Regions from separate parts of the Homo sapiens genome. Here all the other regions are linked to region 1. The links are chromatin loops, found by intact Hi-C in ENCODE. Cell type or tissue: PC-3. All regions are shown on one strand. Each heading gives the region's core, and the rest is flanking DNA. Links, peaks and the distances in the headings are about the cores only.

Region 1 (8,570 bases), core at 327-8,326:
TAGTGATAGTTTTCCCAAAACATTTTATGTCAGAAATCATACTTGTGGATAGGGTGGGAATTGAAAAGAAGGATAGAATTAATGACGCAGATAGAAGATAGTTCTTTTTAGAATAAATCATAAACTAGAGGAATTGTTCATCAGAATGACAGTAATCCTATCATTGTGAGTGCATGTGTATCTATGTAAAGACCCATTCAATTAGTAGGTTTTAGTTTGGGATGCTTCTGATAAAGGAGTCAAGGAAAGCTCATGAGAGACATGGATAGCATCTTATTCATGGCTGTTTTTCTGGCCCTTACCACAATGTTGATAACATAGTAGGCACCCAGAAAAATTTATTGACTGGAAAAAGGAAGAAAGAGGACCAAGATTTCATCAGAAACAACAACAAAAACAAAACTTAACTTGTGTTAAATGTTGACTAGGTCTCTGGTATTAAATAACATTTAATACATAAGTTCTCATTCTCCCAGCAATATTGTGAAGTATTCTTCTTCTTCTCTCTTTTTTTTTTTTTTTTTTTTTTGTAGAGATGAGGTCTCACTATGCTGCCCAGCCAGGCTGATCTTGAACTCCCAAACTCAAGGGATCCTCCTGTCTCAGCCTCCCAACGTGCTGGGATTACAGCCATGAGCTACTGCGCCTAGCCTTTGTAATTCCAATTTTACTGACAGACAGGGAGAGTCAAAGAGATTAAGTGGCTTGGCCATGCCAGTTCAGTTTAAGACCAGCATTTTTCTAACTCTGTTCAAACTCAAGTTCAATGTAAAATCCTGAGCTTTTAACTGAAATTATCTAAAATAAAATGTTTAAGAGTCAAGAACTGATATCCTAAATAAAAGGCGATAAGAAAAAAAACTGAGGAAAAACCATAAAAACTACAAATAGCTTCCTATCATTGGGTAATATTTTACAAATAAATGATTTTTAAAAACTTTTCAAAGCACCATTTCAGTAATAAAGATTGAAAATAAGATTGTAGATCTTAAAATGGAAGATTAAGAGGTTGAGAACCTTACAGAGGCAGAGCCTAGAAGTAGGAAGATGATGTTTTGATCTTTTCAGACTATTTCTGAAGGGATTAATCTTCTCTTATCAACCCTGATCACTTAAAGATTCCAACATTGATGGGATTTTCATTATGACTTTTCTGTACTTTGCTGTTAATGTGCAATATTAGGCTTCCATTAATGCTGAATGACACTCAACACTAAGCATCTCCATCAGCTGTCTTCAATTCTGGATATACATTAGTGAAAAGCTCTTAAAAAAATAAAGTGCCTTAGGCTTCACCTCTGATTTAATTGATGTGGGGGCAGGGCATATACTCTGCTTTTGTTGTTACTTTAAGCTCTCCAGATAATTCTAACAAGCAGCAAGGGTTAAGAATTACTTGTCTAGATCACAATATTTTGGGCAAATCAAAACTAGCATCTGATAAGGGTTGTATCTGTCCAAAGGCAACCACATTACTAATTTCTAATAAGCCAAAGATGGGTGTTTCAAAATAGATTCTTGATGTAAATGAATAGAAGTTATTTAGACATGGAGATACACGATAAAATCCAAGGCAAGAATGACCCACAGTTTTCCAAAAAGACTCAGGGATTTACGCTGATATAAATGAGGCACTGAGGTTTTACTGCAAATTATGTTTCTGTAAAATAATTTTATAAATATTTTATTCCAATCATAAAAATGGGAAAATTGATACCTGAACAATAAAAGACATAAGCCAAAAGATACACAATAAATAAATGAGTAAAATGAAACCAGGATTTTTAATGCCTTTTTCCGGGAATAATGCCATGTTCCTTGTCAGTACTACCTGCCAAATTGGAAGCCCTACGTAAAAACAGCTCGTGAAACAAAACAAATCTCTCCTACAGTCAACTTCCAGTTGGACTCAGAAGTTTGAGAATTGATAAGAAAAAAATCAGCACAACAGCAAACTCAGGATATAACATGTCATATTTGCACATTAGAAATGATTAGCAGATAAAGGGTTTGTTCTTCTTGTACTCTTTCTAAAACCTTTAAACACACCTATCCAAGATGGCTATTTGCTAATTACCAAAGATCAGATTCACAGAGGAAGAGAAGTCAAAAATCATGAAATAGTTTTTAAAAACTAAAAAAAAAGAAAAAAAAGAAAAGAAAAATTCAGAGATCTTCTAAATTCTAAATTCTTATGAATTCCTAAGAGTGAAATTCAGAGACCTGGTTTTAAAAAGTTATTAATCTGTAACCTGGTATATATGTAGCCATTGCAAAAAGTCATTAATAAAAATATTCATAAAGTGAAAAGCTAAAGCAATATACACAATTTTAACTGGTTGTGACACTCGCTATGTTAAAATCAATGGATTATTCTCAGGGGTAAAAATATGCTTCCATCTGAAATCTTACAAATTTAAAATAATCTAACTAACAAGTGGTAGCTTCCAGTTATCTAGACTACAGCTTCTCAAACTTTAAAGTGACTATGAATCACCTGGGGATCTTGTTTAAACACAAATTGAGAAGGGAAAATATCAAGGTAAGATCCATCATGATTGTCCCTCTAGGTGAAGAAGCATAGGTTGCAGAAATATTAGTTGTTCATTTAACCTAAAAATTCCAACTGTAGCAATTTTCTGAAGTAGTGGAAAGCAGAACATTATAATTTTACATGAAAGTAACATTTAATGAAATAAGAAGATAGTGGTTCCTCTCACTTCTTGTTTCCATGTTTGTGACAATAAACCATTACAACTCCAGAAGTTTAAAGTCTGGTTCCTGATGAATTTAATTGCTGTGATGTCTAATTTGGTATACAAAACTTCCTTACTACTGAGTTAAGGCATGCTGTAAAGAGTTAGGGGTAACCACACTAAGCAGAAAAAAAACAAAATTACATCCCAATATCCTAATATAGATTATAGATTAAGAAAAGTACACTATTGTGAATTATTATAAAACTCATTGGATCTTTGCCACACATTATCTATCATCTGTATTTCCTAATTGAATTCAAAACAAAACAAAGAAAAACAAAATTTAAAGACCTTGCCCTGATAATAAACCTTTAAGTGCTTGGGTAGAAGTTTTATTATGTGCCCCTCATCTACTGGTTAAAGTGTTAGGGAACAGAGGAGTGGCAGAAAGTCATTTCTGCTTGCATTTATTGGTGGGTCAAATCTCATGGTGTTTTGCTGCTGTAGTTTGTTAGTTTTGATTATGTTTAAGTTCATGTTTACATTCTTGGCAGCATTTCTTCTGAGCAGGAAGTGGCATGTGGATGTATGACAAGAGACAAACACTGATGCAAAGCAAACTGCATGAAGACAGCCACATTCTGTCTCAGAGGGGGCAGCAGTAGACATACCTCAAAGATCTCAGCTAAAGGCAAAGTAGAGTTACTCTGGGTGGCTGGGCAATGCCACCAGTGGATGACTAAACTACTTGCAATTGTTATAAACTAAGAACAGCTTTCTGAACCAAGATATCTGCAGGCTGTGAGACAAAAAGCTCAGTGACAGAGTTAACCATCAGCAACCGTGAGGCACAGGTTTCAATACTGAGAAGGACAGGGTCAGACATCCAACTTCTCAGCTACCCCTGGTCAGGTAGACATCTCCCTCATCGTCATCTCTGAATGTGAAAGGTTGCTGATAGAATCTTGATTTGTGAGCTAGCCAACTCTATCTTGACAGTTTGACACAAACAAGTAATTATGATACTACATTATCTGTCAAGGGAGTCACAAACTCAGGGGCTCACATGCTCTTTCCTGCCACATCTACACCTGTGAATGACTTTTACATTACATATGAAAGATATGCATTGATTACTTATGGCATACTACAGAGTAGAGGAATTCTGAGGAGTGATTTAGGTGGATCCAGAGATTATTCATGTAACTGGTATTCCCTGCCCCCCAGGTAGAGGCACTGCATTTTAAAACATTTGTCCATCTATTTACCTTGTAAACATAGTTGTTGGCTTTTGGATTAGTAAGGAGATAGAAACCACATGCTAATTTGAACAGAGAAAGTTTAATACAATCTGGTATTAAAAGAGGATTGGAGTAACAGGAAATTGCCTAGTGGGAGTTAAGGAGAATTCTAAAGAATACAGGAGTTGTAAATACAGTATAAGGGGCAACCACTCCCCCTATGGCTGAAATAAGTGTTCAAGGAAGGGCTCTCCTCTCACCAGGGCTGAGATCCAGAGATGTCTATGGAGATGCCCTAGCTTTGACTACCTGGTAAAAAGTCATAGAAGTACTTCATTCATGGGACTTACCAGAAATCTGCCCCTGAAGTTCCAGAAGAGGCCATTCACAGCCGGGGGACAGAACCCTAGAACTAGCTAGGTGCTGAGGAAAACTGCTGGCTGCTGAGGGAATCTGGAATCACAGAGGTTGTCCCCTGCAGGAGTTTAGTGAACTTTCATGTGCCACACAGGTAACAACGGCTCTGGGCTGGCTGCCTGGGACAAAGGTTGGGCAGCTGGCTCCCTAGACACCCAGTCTTGTGGGGCCCCGAGTTTGGCATGTGTGGATCTGAGGAGAGAGTTTGGGGAGCAGTGACTTAGGTGACAGAGCAGGTCCATGGTGTCTGTGTCTCAAGGGTACACCACTGCTGCCTAAATCAAGCTCTAAAGAAAGTGCAGTGTGTGGGGAACACCAACTCTAGAAAAAGCTGTGTTCTGCAGATACCTAGTACTGGAGAAAATCATACTGGGGAGTGAGCAGTGGAGGAAAACTATGCTCAAAAGGAGCTTAGCCAGTGAGCATCACAGAAACCAGAAAGAGAAGCCTCAGCCACTTCAGTGTCCCTCCAGTGCCCTCTACTGACAAGGCTTAACATTGTACGAGCCAGCAAAAAAGAAATTTACAAGGCCCAGCTCCATTATTACAGAGCAGGCTAATACAGTAAATTTGGAACTAAGAGACAGTAAACTGATAAGCAGCAAAGTCTACACTTTTCACTACTCAGCTTCCACATGCACCCTCTCCCACACACTGAAACTCCTGTACAATAACAACACAATTCTATATTTCACCTAACAAAGTCTAACTGTCCTTCTTTATAAGTGAAGAAGTTCTATCTCCTCAAAAACGAGAGACATAGAGTCCTAACAGCTATTGTAGTCATTGCTGTGACTCTGAGTTACTCCTTAAATTCTGTCACAGTCCCACTAAATATTCTGTTACCTAAATTGGAAAGTTGATCTCCAACGGCTTCTATTTAACATTTTTAAAATGAAAATGAGAGAAGAAAATTGTTAACATATACAAAAAAAACCTAGATATAAGAGGCAAAGAAAAAATGTGCATTGAACCTGAGAAAGCTGATTGAAAAAAAATTTTTAAAGAAAAAATACGCAAACCTACAATAATCCTCACTTACATAATTGGCTGCGAGGCCATAATGAATATCTATGGCTTCTTTCTTACACTAACTACTACTCTGTATTCACCATGCCCTTAAGCATTCTAGGAGTCCACAGATGTTGGTGATGTCAAGGAAGGGCAAATCCATATGTAGAATACTTGTCTATTCTAGTGAGGAGAAGTCTCTGCCCCCTCAATGAAGGAAGAAATCCAGTATAATGAACCTGCCACCCAGAGGCTGGCTGATCCCCGCAGGGGCTCAATGCTGGATTCTGCAGATTAGGAACTCAGCAGCAGCGCTATCCCAGTCAACTTTACAAAGGGGAAGCCATGTTGCTGAGCCCATGCATACACAGCTCCAGTCTTGCCACCAAGACTCCTGTTTATGGGCCCACTGAGACAGCTGGAGAGATAGGCTGACTGACATGCAGAATGTGTCATTTTGTCCACTTGATTATTAAGAGCCTCCTCTGCAATGGATGTGCTTTTGTGGGCACTCAGAGGGGATACAAATTCTTTCAGGGTCTTTTCATTTTGAAAGGTTCATTCACATACCTCTTCCTCAAACTAACTACCTTGTCACCAATCTTCCAATCCTGTTCCTTCCAACTCTGACCATAAAAACCATTAACAACTACCCATCGATGACCAATATAGATCTGTATTTCTAGGCATGTCTCATTCCCAACATGGTGGACAACCATATTTACTGTTCAAATCTCTGCCTACAGAAAAGTTTTCCTTATCCAGTATTATTCACAGTTACTCACGAGTAGGGCTATAGTGCTACACAGTCATTAATCTTGGGTAGTACTAGTGTTTTGTTCAGATTCATCTGCAAATCAGGTTTGAGGGGTTTTTTTGTTGTTGTTGTTGTTGTTGTTGTTGTTGTTTTTTCTTCTAACAAATGGACTAAGGGAATCGCCAAGAAGCCACAGGCATGAGTTGAAAGAGACAAGGCAATGCCATTAGAGTTGCTACCAAAGAAGTCTGAGTCCCTGGTTCATGCAACTTATTTGTCCTATCCAGATCTGCTCTAGTTCTGTCTCATGTACTATTTCCACTCAATGATATATTGCTGTTGTACATCGCTAACCTTATGGAAAGATAGGTCAGATTTTACCCAGATAATGATGGGAAACTTGGTCCACATGATAACCTGACACTCCATAATTATGCATTCAATATCTACCTAGTAGCAAGTCAGAAGGTGTTTATCAAAAAGTAAACAGTTATCTGAAGAAAATATTTATTTCAAAACCCTAGATGTCTGTATTGTGATTCTGCTATTGGCACTTTCCAGAGGCTCCATAGAGCATTCCTCTTTGGCACAGATACCAAGAGAGTCGTTGAGTTTGCTAGATCATAAAGCTGAAGTGGTAGCATAGCCTGTACTGCTGGGCTTGCTGCAGAGCCTTCTTCTACTTTGATCATCATTAAAAACTGGCAGCCTTATGAGTTACTCTGTAAACAGGTTGAGGTAGCATATTCAAATGTTGTAAATGTTGCCCCCAAATTCAAAAATGACTATTGAGGCTGGGTGCAGTGGCTCATGCCTGTAATTACAGCACTACTGAGGTAGGCGAATTGCTTGAGCCCAGGAGTGCAAGACCAGCCTGGGTAATATGGCAAAACCCCATCTCCACAAAAAAAATACATAAATTAGCCGGGTGTGGTGGAGCTCACCTATGGTCCCAGTTACTCAAGAGGCTGAGGTAAGAACATTGCTTGAGCCCAGGAGGCAGAGGTTGCAGTGACCCCCAGATCCCACCACTGCGTTCCATCCTGGGCAACAGAATGATACTCCCTCTCAAAAAAGAAAAAAAAAAAAAGCCTATCGAGCATAGTGGCTACTGAATGCCCAGAAGTTTTGCTGAATTTTTGTGGGGCTGATTTATCACCTTCTAATTCTTATATGCTCTACAAGGATATCTAAAGTATTTGCTACTTTCTTCTCATCAGAGACAATCAGCATATTATCATCAATGTAGTGGATCAGTGTGATGACTTGTGAAATGTTACGATGATTAAGATTAAGAATTGATCTAGCCCTGAGGCAAGACTGTGAAGCCATATTGTTGGCTCTGCTAGATAAAAACAAATTGTTTTTGGTGGTCCTTGTAAATTGGCAGAAAAAGATATTAACTAAGTCAATAGCTACATACCAAATGCCAGGGGCCATGTGGTTTGATAAAGATATTACATCTGGGTCAGCAACTACATTTGGAGTCACCCAATAATTAAGTTTAGGGGAGTCTACAGCCATTCTCTAAGATCCATTTAACTTCTGCCGAGGCAAAATAAGTGAGCTAAGTGGGGATGTGATAGATATCACAAGTCTTATTTCAAATCTTTGATAGTGACATCAATCTTGAGAGTTTCCTCAGGGATATGTTATTACTTCTGATTTACTATCTTTGAAGAAAGGGGAAATTCTAAAGCCTTCTACTCAGCTCTCCTATCACATGGTCCTCTCTCTATGGGTTAGCAGGGGTGTCCAATCTTTGGGTTTCCCTGGGCCACATTAGAAGAAGAAGGATTGTCTTGGGCCACACATAAAACACACTAACACGATAGCTGATGAGCTGGGGGAAAAAAAAGAATTACAAAAAAAAAAAAAATCTCATAATGTTTTAAGACAGTTTACAAATTTGCGTTGGGCCACATTCAAAGCCATCCAGGGTCGCATGTGGCCCATGGGCCACAGGTTAAACAAGCTTGGTTTAGAGAGTCAATATAGAGATTCTGCCAGTTACCCAGTATGTCTATTCCAATTATTCATTAAAGAACTGGGGAAATAAGCACAGGCTAGATCTGCTGACCCCCTGGACCCACTATGAGTACAACTGGAGCTAAGACTCCATTTGTTACCTGAGCACTTTTAAGTCTCCACTTTGAACAGTTGGCCACAGTATTTTTGGGTCCCCCTAGGAATTAGTATGAAAGGTCTGATTATTTCCTTTTCCCCAAAGCATAGTCTCTGGTAAATGGCTACAGGTCCCTTTGGGGAAAAGCTCTGGGAGTGTGAATTGACTTAGGTCTGAAAACTGAGTGAGATGCTGTGACTCTTGATTGCAGCAACTAAAGTTAACTTTTTTGCTACCAGAGCTAGAGATTTTCCTATTATATAGATGAAGGGATGCTATAGTACTGCTTACGTATTTCATTCATTAGCTACCACTAGGCA
Region 2 (8,285 bases), core at 1-8,000, 760 kb before region 1:
TTCCTTAGAGCCTAATCTAAAAGCAGATTTCTTTCCTGTTAGGTAATACTGTGGGACTATCTGTATAATCACCATCAAACATCACTCCTTAGCAAGGAGTTGAGAGTATTGTGGTTTCACCATGTCATGTCCAATAGTCTAAAGGTGGAAATAGGATTTCCTCAATAAGGACAAAATGGCTCAGGGCCAAAATGAAAGCATCACTCAGCACTTTTTTTTTTTTTTTACTTTTATAGTCAATGCAAAGAAAAAAATGCTAAATTCTAGGACCATTACCCTATGGAAACCATCTCTACAATATAAAATGCCTATTCAATCAGAATCATTAAAAAAATATGGAATCAGAAACTAGAGGAAAAATGAGAGTTTCATAGACAATTCCCCTTCTAGTGCAAGTGAAAACCCTGGGGCCCAGAGGGGAAGTGACTTGCCTAAGGTCAAACAATTTATTAGAACCAAACTACGACTAAACTCAATTTAATTCTTCTGACTCTCAAAGAGGAAACATACTCAAAAGATGCATGGAGTGAATTAGGCAATATGCATTGAACATTCCTATAGAAATATGGCTGTGAGGTTTAAAACAATGATGTTGCAGAAGTAATTTCTTGTAGACTTCTTGTTTTGTTTTCTGTTTTCCTATCTTTGTGACTATTGCAAAATATTACATGTATTCTTATGCATGTGTAATACAAAAGGTGCTCTTCTGGCTGGGCGTGGTGGCTTATGCCTGTAATCCCAGCACTTTGGGAGACCGAGGCAGGCGGATCACGAGGTCAGGAGATCGAGACCATCTTGGCTAACATGGTGAAACCCTGTCTCTACTAAAAATACAAAAAATTAGCCGGGCGTGATGGCGGGCGCCTGTAGTCCCAGCTACTCGGGAGGCTGAGGCAGGAGAATGGTGTGAACCCGGGAGGCGGAGCTTGCAGTGAGCCGAGCTCATGCCACTGCACTCCAGCCTCGGCAAGAGAGCGAGACTCTGTCTCAAAAAAAATAAATAAAATAAAAAATAAAAATAAAAAAAGGTATTCTTCTAGGTTCTCTTATATATAACAAACAATAGAAATGTGGTGACTGTCTTTGAAGGCTTTGGGCAAAGCCATGGGAAATTCAATTCCAATATAAATTAATACATGAAATGAACCAAATGGGTGGTTCAGGACTTCTCTATGTATGAGGAGTCATCAGTGTAACTTATAAAAGAAATAAGAAAATAAGTGAATCTTGAAGATTGATGATATGTCATGACATACGTGTCATCAGCTCAGGGAAGTAAGGATGTATAAAGAAAAAAAAGTTTGCCTAAACAGGAACAGAAGATGAAGGAATTTAGATGACTCCAAACCTCAGCTAAGTCCACATATTCCATTTTGGCCTGTTTCTAACTCATTATTCAGTGCTTCTTCTTCAGTATCCTTCTCTGTAGTCACTGAAGATGTTTAAGTGGAGATATGACATTATTAAATTAATTCTTGATGATGTTTTATTTATCAAACTGTGCTGAATGTTGTGGATTTGATTTGATTTGGAAGAGAGTCCAGATGGAAGGTGAGCAGATAAGAGGTGAAGAAAATAGTCTAAACCCAAAATATTCAGGGCAGTGGGAATGAAGACATTGTAAAGAATCAATAGACGCCATCACACAGGAATGCTCTGGACTGCCAAGCACAGCATCTCTGAGACTCTGGTCATCTGTACCCCTTTTTTCCTCTGACTGCAATAGTAGACTCTTCCTACTCCAATCAAAGACTTATCTCTCCTATGTTCTGAATGTCATCCTTTCTCACTTGCTCAAGAATATTATTACACTTTGAATCTTTTCTCTAACCTCTATGCTGACTTTCTCCCTCATTGTGGACCCTTTAAATATTCTGAAATCTCTGCCATTTTAAAAACAAAAGTTAAGCTTTTTGAAAGAAGTATCTAGGCTTGCTGCTTACAGCTCTTCAGTTATATACAATCAAACATTTTGCATTTCATGATTTTTTTTACCTTTTTTTAATTATACTTTAGGTTCTGGGATACATGTGCAGAATGTGCAGGCTTGTTACATAGGTATACATGTGCCATGGTGGTTTGCTGCATCCATCAACCTGTCATCTGCATTAGGTATTACTTCTCCTAATGCTATCCCTCCCCTAACCCCCCCACCCCCTGACAGGCCCCAGTGTGTGATGTTCCCCTTCCTGTGTCCATGTGTTCTCACTGTTCAACTCCCACTTATGAGTGAGAACATGCAGTGTTTGGTTTTCTCTTCTTGTGTTAGTTTGCTGAGAATGATGGTTTTTTAAATAAATCAGAAAATTACTCTGTTCTGGTTTTTACTTTCACTTCCTCCACACAACTATGCCTGCTAAGGTCACCAATGCTGTCCAGATCAATAAGTCAGATGGTTCTATCCTGACTTGCCTGACCTTTGAATGGCTTTCAGTACAGTTTGCTACCCATTCTGTTTAGAAACTTTCTTCTTCTGACTTCTATAATACTATGTTCTCTTCATTTTCCTCATTCTTGAGTCCTAGTCATGCTTTTTTTCTTAATCAACCCTATTTTCCCCCAAATCCATCTTTATATAACCACTTTAGCTACCATCTCTTTAGCCATAGGTAACAAATTTGCATCTCCAGCCACATCACTGTGTTTCAGCTCTAGATATGCACATCCATTTGTTTAACCAATGAATATACAACATCTTATAGGACTTCACATGCAACATGCTCAAAACAACTGAGCTCATGATTTTTTTCCTCAAAGTTTCTTCCTCTCAACTATTTCAACCAACAAAACCACCACCTGCCTATTTTTTCATGTTAGAAACCTGGGCAATCACGGATCTTCCTCAACACTTTCCTTCTCTATTCCCCAATTTCCAATCAATCACAGAATGAAGCTGGGTTTGCTTCCTAAATATCTTAAAACTGGATCTTAAACTCATTTCTGCTGCTACCACCTTAGTCTAAAAAGACTTCCATTTCTCATTTGAGCTATTGCGATTGCTTCCTAATGCTTTGCTAACTAAACAGCCTCTCTTCCACCTACAATCCATGTTCTTCATGACAGCTGCACTGTTACCTTAAAAGACCATAACACCACCAGTAATTAAGATAACTTGGATATAATTTGATTTGTGACTAGTTGCTATTTCCCATCCTTTTCCCATTTCCAGATAGGAGTGAACTAAAGTTCTTATGCTTTGCTGGGAGATTGAGGGTAGGGGGGCAAAGAGGGGAAGGCAAGCCCCATTGAGGAAACTTCAGAAATTTCTGTCTTGGGAAATGGATGAGGAAGTTCTATTCCACCAGTGTTCTTCCAGTCCAATTTCCCTACATAGTACCAACAAAACAAGAGATCCCCAGTATTGCTACTATGATCTTGGAAATCCCAGCCACAGAGCCCAGAATCATCCCTACCAATCTACCAATATTTAACCTGGAATGAACAGTTGCCACTAGGTGGCGCCAGGCTGAAGCCAGCACGCAGACCCTGACTGGCAGGAATTTGGACAGCTCTTCTGGACTCCCATAACTCACAACCTGTTGTTCTTGTAGGCTCATCCAGGTCACTTAGTTAACCTCACCATAACCAAACACTACATTTAATGGTAGTGAAAAATTCTGGACTACACCTACTGTGTTCGGAAAGAATTTTACTGTATTTTATAAACTCAAATCAGAATGTGTCACTTCCCTGTTAAAACTCTTCCATGGCTTTCTTTGCTGTTAGGATAAAATCTCATCACTTGGACCCTAAGACATAATTTTAACCTTGAATACTTATGGAAACAGGCAGTTTGCATGAACGAATGATCCACCTGCTCATAAAACTATAGAATATGATGAGGCCTGTGGTATATGTATTTCCTGTTACAAGACATTCAAATTCAATTAAGAATGAAACAGAACAAATTATAAATATTTTAACAAGGGAAAGAAAAACTTTGTCTAGCACTCCACTCTGGCCAATTCTTTATGCTCCCTGCCCATATGGCAGTTTTATGATAATGTCAAGTTCCTTCTTACCTCAGCATTTTAGAACAGACCATTCCCTCTGCCTGGAATGCTTTCCTCTTCCTTTTTATTAGTTACCAATTTCTTGTCTTATAGACATTGGTCTAAAATCACTTCATCATGGAAGCCTATCCTTTTTGTACTCTTGCCCTGAATTAGATTCCATTTCGCTGTTATAGCACACTTACCCTCTTAGCCTTTGTTCAAAGTTATGATTACTTATGAAATATCTCTCTGTTCCTTTGCATTCATCCATCAAGTCACACATGCTGTAAATCTGTATTAAGCCTCTACTTTTCCAGGAACCTCCAATGTATTGTAAATTCATGGCAAGGTTCCCAGCATTGACTAGCTGGAAAGTGAATATGGAGGAAAGAGAAAAAAAGATTAGAAAATAACTTTTGAGTGGTAAGCCTGGAAAAATGATGAGACTATAGAGAATATAGGAAAATCAGGATGGAAGCAGGTTTCAGGACAGAAGGAAATATCTTTTTATTTTCAAATTGTGAGGAGACATTCAAAGTTTGTTGAATGTATAAGAGGCTGAGAAGCCATTTGCAAATTGTCTATAGAAGTGTGAGTATGAAGCTGTGAGACTACTTAGTGACTACAATCTCGAAGGCATGGAAAAGAATTTTTTAAAAAAGAAAGGATTGGCATATTTGAAGGGCAGTCTGGAAAAGTTAGCTCAAAAATGGAAATTTTCTTCTATATTTTGTATGAAATACAAGTTGGTTTTTTAAGCTTACTTTTAAAGGAAGTAGGTATATTTAGCTTCAGTAAACAAGGAAGGTTAGATGAAGTCCCTGATGTGCATCATTCCACTAGCAAGAGAATGGTGTAACACTTCTAAGGTGAAAAAAATGTAGCAAGGTTTAGTTCTTGGCTGAGCAATATTGTTCTGTAATTGTACAAGTTGGAGACTTAATTAGCCAATTAAATCCTGCTTCTCCATCCTTCCTCTTTCTAAATATACATTTTGAGCTCTCTTCTGATGTTGAAAAAACTCTCCTGTCTTTGAAACAAGTCCTGAAAATATTATTCAGTAGAAACCCATCTGCACAGTGATTGAGTCACAACAAATCCAGATTCCTGGAATCTGTGAGAAAGGCTTGTGCTCATCACGCCATCTCTCCCTTTTCATAGTTCTACGTTGAGGTCGTCCTGAGTTTGTTTTTAAGGTATTTTCTGCGCTGCTACACACTGTCATTTCACGTGAGGGCAGCAGAGAGGCAGCGTAGAAGCCCCTGAATAGCAAATCAGAAGAGCCCGAAGCTCAAATTTTGGGCGTAGTGTTTTCAGAACACCTCTTCAAAAATTAAATCACACGTTGTTTGTATCTCCTTAAACAATCCTAGTCTATTGATTTGCCTACTCTGTTCTTTTAAAAAAAGAATCAGACCTGTATCTAAAAATAGGTAAGAACATGTGAATACAGACTTTTGCAAGAGTTGTATCTGGTTTGCCCAGAATACGTTTTCTAATTTTTCTTCGGTCGTTACAATTTGACAACAGATTTGTTTAGTAATCACGTTATTATATTGTCCTATATACTTAAGAATTATTGTTTTGAGCGTAGTCCAAGCCCTGATGCCATTTTGAAACATACGGAAGCACATTTTGATTAAATGCAGTTTGAATAAAACACTGATGAAATAACAATAGCTTTTGTATCATATTTGTGAACGGTCTTTGGCTGTATCCTAGGTGGCAATAAAAAGGTAGTGAGTCAATTTGGATATTGTGAAAAAATTATTACTATTGAATTACAGCATAGAAAGTAACATATTCCCTAGGCTTCAGGCTCCCTGTCACTTAGCACTGCCTTTGTTCTCTCTGCCCAGAATGTTATTTTCCCTACCATCATCCCAGGCCACTTTCCAGCCACGCCCATCCTTTTGCAAGACTGACTTCTGTGGGTACTGCAGGTCTCAGGGTACAGGTGCCATCTCTGGGCAGCCTTCTCCACTGCTTCTCGATTTTCTTGGCCATTCTGTGCTTCTCCTGTTTACTCCTATGGTCCTCTGTAGGCTCCTATGGGAACTATGTCTTGTTCCTAATTTTGTCTCTAGTACTTAGTACTATGTGCTTAGTAGAAGCCCGTTAAAAAACAAACAATAAATACTTAGAATCTTTATCAAGATGGTGGGAGTGGGGAATAGGAGGAGCAGAGAACTATTCAAACTGTGAAAAAGAGGTTAAAAGAGGATTTGCCACCCTGCCTATTTTAGCGTAGGGGTAGGAGTTTAACATTTGAGGCAATAGCAAAGATGATGGACATCAGTGCTTCTCAGCAAACATTTGACAATCTCAGGTAAGACCAGATAGATCTTAGGTCTATAGCTAGTCAGCTAGTCAGTCATATGACTCAATACTGGTGACAGCTAGGGGCTTAAAGGAAATAAAAACACGTTTGTGAAAATGCTTTGTGTAGGGCTAAGCACAGAGAGGAGTGAGCATCGAATGTCTGCTGAAAAACAAAAGAAGCTTAGACTTTATCGTGATCTTAGCAAAATTCTTTTCCTATAGCTTTCTGGTCGTTAAGGTGACTCCCTCAAGGGCATCAGTCTGCACTGGAAATCATTGCAGTGTGGTAGAGAGAGGGAGAGGGAGCTCTTTATAGAGAGGACTCAGCTCGCCTTCGCCTTCTTAGCATCTTGTTGCTAGGCAATAGCTCCTCTGGTGGAAGCTCATCTCCATTTTTAAAGATGGAGTGAAGTCTTGCCGAGGGAAATGCAGTTTGTACAAACTGGGCCATGTGCAAACAGTATTTTGCTCTAGTCCTGAAAACTGCTTTTCCCTATAAGGGAGACAAATCAGTCCTACTTAAATCCTGTCACTTAACAACCAGATAATATAACTCCTCTCTTTCTCTCTCTTTTCTGTAAAGCATAGACTTCCTTTTTAATCTTATTGATTTATTTTTACCTTTCCAACTATATGTCTTTCCAAATTGATTTAATGAGATTCAGCAGGGCATTGCTTGTAATAGTATTTCCCTAGACTGCTGAATTAATTTCCATTTAAAAAATTACTTTGGATCTGCAGCTCTGTCCGGCACCTAGCGTATTGCTCTTACTGCATTTTACATAATGATAAAATATAATGAGTGGTCAGTAAGAAGGGCCAATATTTAATGAATATAGTTTTTTTTAAACAAAGTGTAGATAGGTCATACTGTTTGTATATATCTGAAAAACCTATACATAATTTGCTAGACTCTAAGCTTTCAAAAACCAATATAGAATAATTATCTTTCTCAGAACTGCAAAATGTCCTTTAGACACTAAGAGCTTTGTGTATTTAATCTTTTAACCTTTTAAATTGTTGGTCAATTTAGACAGCAAAATTGGCAATTCACTTTTATTTTCTCATCTTGTAATAATGTCACAGATTTTTGGAAGCTAGTGACTAAATTCATATAGCCATGTTGTATCAGTCTCTTTTTAATTCTGAAAGTCTTGAATGTATAAATAACTTGAGAAATGTACAGATACCTTACTATGGAGTTTAAAAATTCTGTTCTAATTATTATTGTATGATTTACATAGTAGATCCCTGAATTTATAACAATGTGTTTTTTTTTTTTTTCAAATTTAATTCTGGAGAAGGTCTGACACATGATTGCCACTTCTATTAGTCCATGTTGTGTTGCTGTAAAGGAATATCTGAGGCTGAGTAACTTATAAATCAAAGAGCTTTATTTTGGCTCATGGTTCTTCAGACTGTACAAGAAGCATGGCACCAGCATCTGCTTCTGATAAGGTCTCAGGAAGCTTCCAGTCATGGTGGAAGGCGAAGTGGAGCAGGCATGTCACATGGCAAGAGAGGGAGCAAGAGAGAGAGAAGAGGAGTGCCACACTTTTAAATGGCCAGCTCTTGTGTGAAGTAATAGAGGAGAACTCACTCATTAATGTGGGCAGGGCACCACACCATTTATGAGGGTTCCACCCCCAGGATCGAAACACCTCCCACTAGGCCTCACCTCCAACATTGGAGATTACATTTCAACATGAGATTTAGAGGGGACAAATATCCAAAATAGGCCAGGTGCAGTGGCTCACGCCTATAGTCCCAGCAGTTTGGGAGACTGAGGTGAAAATATCACTTGAGCCCAGGAGGATCACGTAGTGAGCCAAGATCATGCCACTGCACTCCAGCCTGGGCGACAGAGCGAGACTCTGTCGCCAAAAAAAAAAAAAAAAAAAAAAAAAAAAATTAACCAGGTGTGGTGGCGGGTGCCTGTAGTCCCAGTTACATGGGAGGCCCAGGCAG
Region 3 (8,285 bases), core at 1-8,000, 220 kb before region 1:
AATATAGGAGTTTTTATTTCTTCTGACTATTTTCATTATATTCAAAATTTTGGTTCATTGCTACTTTGCCACTTTTGTTAATAAATCTCTCTGGTACTAGAAAAAGAGCTTGGTCTGTGAAGGTGAGAAATACAAATAATACAGTCTCTCAACTGTTGATCTCTACTGCTGAAAGTGTCCCCTTTAAGATCACTTGTTCTACATGGTGTAATACTCCTCATAGATAAAGGCTAAGTGAAATAGGATATGGTCTTCAGTTGAACAAGCTTTTTACTATCTTAATTTTTAGCTTTCTAACTGATAAAACTTTAAATACACTAGACCAAGATAAATGCTAGGAAACTGATATTTTTTAAAAAATGAACAAAAAATAATTTATTAATAGACTTTATAGAAGGAGTCCCAGAGTCATTCACAAGTAAAAGAAAAGGGATGTGTAATGAAACTAATAGTGGTGCTAATGAGGAAAATCAAGCTCTATTTGTCACCATTTAGCTTTGACACATTAGAATGTAAAATAATACAATTAAGACAAGAGATCTATAAAAACAAATATTAAATGTATTGTGCACTTTAAGTATCTTCCTATTCTATTTGTCCCATATTATGAAATTACTCTGAATGTAATATTTTTCTTTCTTTCTTTTTTTTTTTTTTTTTTTTTGAGATGGAGTCTCACTCTGTCGCCCAGGCTGGAGTGCAGTGGCACGATCTCGGCTCACTGCAAGCTCTGCCTCCTGGGTTCATGCCATTCTCCTGTCTCAGCCTCCTGAGTAGCTGGGACTACAGGCGCCCGCCACCAAGCCCGACTAATTTTTTGCATTTTTAGTAGAGACGGGGTTTCACCAAGTTAGCCAGGATGGTCTCGATCTCCTGACCTTGTGATCCACCCACCTTGGCCTCCCAAAGTGTTGGGATTACAGACGTGAGCCAATATTTTTCTTAAACTGACAGATCATTTTGTACTCCTTATCCAAAGACAAAGATTACAATTAGGTTCTATTGCTTTCCTTAGGGAGCTCACAATGTTCTATTATTTTACCTGGAAATTTTCCCCTTGTTATATGGTGGAATGATGGACTTCTTTCCTAAAAATGTTTATTGAATGGGAATATCAATGTAAATAGTATAGATATAGCCATCCCTAGAAGCAGAAGAAATTACTCAGTGACTTTTGTAAAGCCGTTTTGAAAATTACCCATGTCATTAGCCTGTGTAGGAAGAGAATTGATTAGTTACTACCTTTTGCTAGCAATCACCTCAACCACAACTTTTATAACTATCATGAACAATCCTTATTCATCTTTCTCTTTTCCTGCATCCTCTTCTGTCGTGATACTCTGTAGCTAACCCAAGCTTTACACTATCTTTTCTCTCTGCCCTTAAGCCATCTGGTTCCCACTGAGTGAGTCTCTCTATTCCCTACAGCCATCTTATCTACTCTGATAGAGTCCACCTAAACCACAGGAAGCATAACTGCAGTTTTGTAGCATTTGCTACCAAATGGAGTTTGAGTTATTCAAATCATTCTGTTTTAGGTAGGAAGCAAAGCAGTTCAGTAATCAGGTGTACTCTCTAAAAGCAAAGCTCAAAATATCTATGTATAATTTTGTTAACTGCTCGATCAGATGTGAAATGCAGATCCTTATGGTAAACCAGACTTTTTCCGTTTATGTACTTGGCTTGCAGATCTAATCTTTTAGTGGTATGTCTTTAATCGCTTTAAACTGTTTGTTTCACTAGTGTTCATGATGTGATTTGGCTCAGTGGAGCTTACATTTGAGAAGCAAAAAAATGCTATTACTTTTATATTTAGTGATAGCTGTCCACTTTTGCATAGTGGATTTAGGGCCAGAAAACATGCCTTTAAATACTATCTGTCTTACATACAAAAGGAAGTACTTTAATTCCTTATATTAGTTAGTAAGGACTACTACTTGTCAAATTCTGCCTTTGAATAAAATTTAAATTTTTCTGCAGTTAAATAATAAAAAGTCAGAATACTTGAGTTGAAAAGAGCATTAGTTTAAACTAGGAAAGTGGCCACTTGAAATCTTTATGCCTTACATTTGCCGTCAGTAAAACTGGATAAAGTTACAAGTAAGTGGTCCTTCTACCTTTGATGTCTACCTAAAGATGAAAGCAAATGTTTAAAACTTCTCAGGAGAAAATTCGAGTCCATCAAAGGTTGAATATATTCAAGTTAGGACACACGAACCCCCTAAAAGACCATATGAAATTGAGCTCAAAAAATGAGAATGGTTGATTTTTTTTTCTCTTCTTCAAGAGTAATTTCTTACTTTTTCAATTCAGTAATGATTCTTCTGTTTGTTCTGGTTTCTTGATATTCTACAAAAAGTCATTTTAACATTGGTAATTTATTCACTGAATCCAAAATGGACTGCTCATTTGGATTGTATTCTCTCTGCAAATATTACATTTACTCCCTCTTCAGTGAATTTAATGCCAATGTTTACAAAATTGCTGCAATACAGTCCACATTGTAATTTCTTTTGTCTTAGGAAATTCTCCACAACAAGCTGAAATTTTAATATTTGCTACCCCACAGTATGTTCTTTCTCTTAAACGGAAAGAATAGACAGTTGTGATAGGCAAAAAGCCAGTAAGGAATTTCTATTTTGTAAGCTCTTTTTCTTTCTGGTCTGTTTGTTGTAGGTTTAACTGGGATGGGCAGGGGATTCTCATTATTAATCAATGTCTTAATAAGTATTTATTATGTTAAATACTAATAAAGTCCAGTGAAATTAATTCTGAATGAATATACATGAAAATTCCTTTTATATGTAATATTAATTAACACATGAACATTTTATTCTAACTTCGATTTTTATTTAACACATGCCCATGAGTTGACAGAAAGCTTTTGTTGACAGAAGTAGTATTATGTATTTGCTGATGTGTTGATCCAAAATGTAAAAATGTTTACAAAGGGCCATTAGAAAAGCCCGAACACCCCCTGATGTACAAGTGTCCCTATTTTAAAAGAAATCTACCTGTGACTCCAAAGAGACTATGTTAGATAACTGTGTGCAAAATCACAGAACTGGTCTTGGACAGACATGGAGAAAGGTTGAAGCACATCTCTTCTGCATTTGAAAGAAAAAGAGGGAAAGGAGAAAAGTCATTGACAATGGGGATGATAATGATGATTGGTGCTTGAGAGAAGGGCCCAAGAAGTTTTATCAGTAGGAGAAATTTTTAACAAGGCTGAAAATGTGTTACCAGCTGTGGAACAGCTGCAACTGGGGAAAAATTGCAAAACATTTTGTCTGATCCAATTCTCATAACCCTGTTGTTGGGGGAGAAAAAGTGTATGCAGTATCTCCAGCTTTTCATCTGGTTCATTTAGACAAGCTTGAAAAACACAAACTGGAAGTAAGTGTTAAACAATAATTCTGTCCTCTGAGCAATTTGAATCTTACCAGCACATTCTAAAGATAGCTGTCTCAAAGCTTGTGTCCACTTTATGTCTATATTCTAAAAGCACTTTCACAAAAACTTTTTCAATAGTGTTGAGCATTTCTCATGGTAAAGGTTTGTGGTGGACTCTAAAGATATAAATATGAATAAGACAAGGCCTTTGTTCTTGAGATTGTAGTTTATTAATATCTTTCTAGAAATACAAACACAGTAATAAGGCATAGTGTCATAAAATTTATAGTAGAGTAATAAAGAGACATGAAAGAGAGTGAAAGGGACAAGTTTTTTCACTCCATGTAAAAGGATATGGGAAGAGGCTCTAAAGAGGGGGCGCTTTAGAGCTGAGCCTTCAAGAGGGTGGGAGAGTTAACCTGATGAAGGAGAGAAGACAGTGTGAGAAGTCAGAGGATGATATGAACATTACTGCTGTGCTATAGACTGAAAATGTGCTTCTATACCAGACTCTCCTATTTGTAGCCAAAGATTTATTGGGCAATACAAATTAAAACTACCTCTCAAATTGTTGCCTGGGAAACACTATGTAATGACTGGTTCTCTTTTAGTACACAATTGTTAAAACAAACTAAATATGGCTGAGAAGGACCCCATACTTCTATATGTGAATCCTGGTGGAGGAGTGGATGGACTGTAACCTAGCTTAATAGTCAGACAAAATTGAAAACCTAACTTAGGAGTATGCACCTGTAACGATAACTGAGTCTTGGGCAACCCAGTGGCCATACTTCAATCACTAATAGACTGCTAAGTGTTCAAACTGTGTTCAAATAAGGTAAACGCCAACCTGTAACCAACCCAGCTGTTTCTGTACCTCATTTCCCTTTTTTTGTCTATAAATCTTATCCCACCATGTGGCTGCACTGGAGTCTCTGTGAATTTGCTGTGATTCTGGGGGCTGCCCAATTCGCGAATCATTCATTGCTCAATTAAACTCCTTTAAATTTAATTTGGCTGAAGTTTTTCTTTTATCACAATTAATAACCATAACAAAATTCAGTGACAATATGCTTAGGTTCAGAAAACTTCAGCACCAGGTCTCTCTGGGATAGCAAGAAAGCACGAGTTCAGCTGCTAGACTTTTGTCTTCCAGGCACTCTCTGAGCATAACAGAGACATAGTATTAAGACACTAATATTTTTCCAATTAGACACATGTGCCACAGGCCTTCTCTGATGTTTCTGCTGTTAAATTTCATGTGAAACTACATAATGCCCAGCTACAAATTTTTGTAGCTTCTGAAGATCTTCCTCCAACTTAAACAAGTACCACATCCCTGTAGTGCCCTTGTAATTTTTCATGAAAATAAAATCTCCCCCGCTCCCCCCAGACAAGTAAACTAATTTATCATCATGCAGGGTTTGGCAGCTGGCTCTGTGGTGTCACTCCCTGACACCTAAATGTGCCACCTCTAATCACCCCTTTTGGTCTATCGCCACCTAGGGAAAGAATGGAAATAGTTACGTGAACCCCCTTGTGGTACCTGGGAAGCAAATTTAGAAGAGCAGCATAGTGTGTGATTTCTTACAGAAAATTTTCAAAGAAATCTGTTCATCAATCAAAGCAATCAAGTCTTTAGGGATCCTAGTATGGTATCAAGTTTCAAATTCAGCCTATGGGTGGAGAGTGGTAGCAAAGATCAATTTCCTTGATATCTAAAAGCTTAAACATAACAGCAGTTGCAATTATTTAAACAATATTCTGTTAAAAAAATGCTTTTCTTCTTATTAAAATAACTTTAATACAACTAATTCCATCACAATAATAATTCTAATATTAAATTTGGCATTGTATTAATAACAGATAGATGGAAAATATAGAAAAAGCCAAAGTAGAAAATTAGAATGACCTATTTTGTAATTCTAAGAGATTTTATAATTTTGATTGCATTTTTCCTATTATTTTATGTTCATGTATATTTAAAACACTGAGATCACAGTGTGCATATTGTTTTATACTAGCACACAATCCCTTAAATTTTTTATATTTCTCCCTAGTCTTTTTCTATACCTATTAGGTGTCATCGTATTTGTTTGTATTTCTGGCCAATTTTTTCACTAATTATTATTTTGTAAACATTCTTATTGTTTTTACAAAATCATAATGACTGATTTTAATCGCTATCTGATATCCTACTATATATAGGAAATATGTATATATCCTACTATATATAAATATCTGTTAAATGTATTTGGGTGATTTAAAGCTTTAATTATTATAAATGTGGTTTCTTAAAATTTTTTTGTATTTAAAACTGCATTCTTCTTGTTGCTACCTGGTTCCACAGTGGCCATAGAATATAGTAAATTGGAGTGATGTAGCCATAGGCTTCCTAGGGCAAATAAATATTGTATAAATATGATGCAATGAATATATAGAGACAACTTTAAAGCACCTCACTGTGAGTGACTGGGAAACAGTAGCAGTATAACGCTCAATTTTGTCTCAGCTATCATAATTGCATGTTCCATAGGTAATCATCAGTAATTAAAGAGGCAAAGATGCAAATCATGCTATGGCCTACAAAGAGTAGTGGTTGCTGTAGTACCCACGGTTGTCAGCGAAAGTTATCAGGGGCCATAATATTCCAATAAAATGTGTTTATACTTCTCTCTGTTCTTAATACCACATACTTGGCTATTCACATAAGAAAGTCTTAGAATATCTAAGTAGAGTTTATTGAGACTGTTATCAAAATAACTTGTTTTTACTAGTTTGTTTACAAGGCTAAGGGCTTTTCTTGAATGAAATGTTGATGTTCTAAACTAATAAAGGTGTGAAAAGAATATCTGTCCTTTAGCAAGACCATGAGAATTAAGTGCCACTACCTTCTAATATGAAGGAACACGTGTACTATAACAACATGTGTATATAACAATCATACCCCAGTGTAAGAAGGCTGTATAATTCCCTTCCTTCCATAAATAAAAAACAGAGCCAAATATGTTTGGATCATGGTTTCATGTAATAGTGCTCTTTGATAAAAATAGACCTGAATAATGAATACTAAATAGGAAGCTGACTATATGAACAAGAAAGAAAATGCATGCCTCATATCAAGGAAGCCAGCCACTAGCATTAATAGCAAGCCATGGAATTAAGCTCATTAAAACATTTGCCTAAAGGAGAAATCTAATTTATTTCTTGTATTTATTCATGTTGTATGATTAATAGAAAGCATGGAGGTGGATTTCCTGATCAGGAGCATGATTTTAATCTGCACAGAATACTTTTATATAGTTTTCTTACATGAGCATTACAATTAAGTTCAATTGATGGTATTCAAGATTTGAACTTTTATTGTAAACAAAATAAGCACTCTTTGTTCTTTCTTAACCTTTAATCGGGCCACTGAGGGAAATTCTGTGCTTTTAAAAGTTAACTGTGACAGACAGAATCGTCTATCTGGGTTCATAGACAAAATCTATGAATCTCCCATCTTCCAAACCCTCTGTCAAATTCATTCTTTTAAGAGTCTCCTGAGTTATTTAATAAAACTCAGTCGTAATCAAACCAGTCAAATACCTTGTATGACTACAGACAGACTCTAAGATGCGTTTCAAACATTCCAGCATTACAAATGCACAATCCTATCGAGATAAAAAAAAATCTTAGCATTTTCAGAGGGATTTTTAGTTTCCTTCACACATACATTAGTCATGCCTCAATATCTGTGTACATTCTAGCCCTTCTGCCTAGAATACCCTTATTTTCCATAAAAGAACTCCTACTCATTCCTGAAGATTTATTTCCCATGTCAACTCTGCTGCAAAGCCCACCATGACTACCTTAGATAAGATGTCACAGTAGAGCCATAATGGGTTAAAACCACAGTACCTGGGTTGGATTACAGTCTCTATCTCGTGATGCCTCAATGGTTTCATCTGTAAAATGGAGATAGTAAAAGTAGCTACCTCATAGGCTTGTTGTGATGGTTTTACAAGTTAATTAATACATGCAGAGCCCTTTGGATTTTGTAAATTCTTGATAACTATTAGCTATTTTTAGATAGTATTGTGCACACCACCACATCCAACTAATTTTTAAATTTTTTTTTGTGGAGACGGGCTCATTGCATTGCCCAGGCTGTATATTCTTATATATTCTTCAATTATAGAACCGTTTCATTATGCTGTAACGTCTCTTTATATCTATCCCTGCCTCTAGATGGAGAGCCACTTAGCTTGCAGACTGCCATCTCCCTAACGTATCAGAACAATGAACTTGGTTCCAAGAGTATAGAACTCAGTGAATGTAAAATGGATGAATGTATGAATTAATGCATAAATCAATAAATGAACCCAGATGAATAATATGCCAAAGTTGTTTCTGTATATCTCTGTGATACAAATAAACATATGCTCATTCTATTAGCCAAGTATTTGTGGATTTGTATTGGTGAAATAAAATATAGAAAACTCTTTTTCTTATGCCTTGACCCCAAAAGCAGTGTCATAACCCTTTTACTTATGGTGCAACCAATAATAGGATTGATGGAAAAACCATCAGTCCTGTTTCCTTTTAAACCTGCTCAGTTCATATTTGACTTTAGCATATGCTATTTTACTCCATGTTTTATTTTGTCACAGGTTAGACATCTAATTCAGCATAAGAAGAAATCATTACAGTCAACATTTATGGTCACTAAGAAATAAATGTATCTTTTGTGTTCTCTGAGAGAAGGTTTGCTTCATTTATTCTTTTCTCTCGATAAATGCTGTTTTCTAATGCCTTTGTAATGATAGAGACTTAAGGATGGGGAAAAAATCTGGATACTTTCTTCTCTGTGTCACTTTGTATAAAGACTTCTTTACAGCCATGTTCAAATG

What was found. Peaks named below come from ENCODE experiments on the same cell type or tissue, not always from the same donor. Only the 100,000 strongest peaks of a DNase experiment are listed, where the experiment ranks them.
Region 2: a loop joins it to region 1, with 3 times the contacts of the local background. A loop is called at or near these places in 2 of 110 quality-filtered maps.
Region 3: a loop joins it to region 1, with 3 times the contacts of the local background. A loop is called at or near these places in 6 of 110 quality-filtered maps.

The regions. Positions count from the first base shown.
Region 1 is chr2:165,774,403-165,782,972 of GRCh38, forward strand. All of the region lies in intron 1 of GALNT3 (polypeptide N-acetylgalactosaminyltransferase 3), which reads right to left. Among named protein-coding and RNA genes, the nearest start is that of GALNT3, 16 kb to the right of the region's middle. In PC-3, for the core only: CTCF peaks have their summits at 4,836 (motif pointing left) and 5,037; DNase peaks (open chromatin) are centred at 3,369 and 3,949; H3K4me3 peaks cover 2,027 bases; H3K27ac peaks cover 3,019 bases.
Region 2 is chr2:165,011,770-165,020,054 of GRCh38, forward strand. No RefSeq gene overlaps it. Among named protein-coding and RNA genes, the nearest start is that of SLC38A11, 60 kb to the left of the region's middle. In PC-3, for the core only: CTCF peaks have their summits at 3,453 (motif pointing right), 3,656, 5,235 and 5,434; a DNase peak (open chromatin) is centred at 3,472.
Region 3 is chr2:165,559,154-165,567,438 of GRCh38, forward strand. All of the region lies in intron 3 of CSRNP3 (cysteine and serine rich nuclear protein 3), which reads left to right. Among named protein-coding and RNA genes, the nearest start is that of CSRNP3, 94 kb to the left of the region's middle. In PC-3, for the core only: a CTCF peak has its summit at 4,886; no DNase peak of the experiment used is centred there.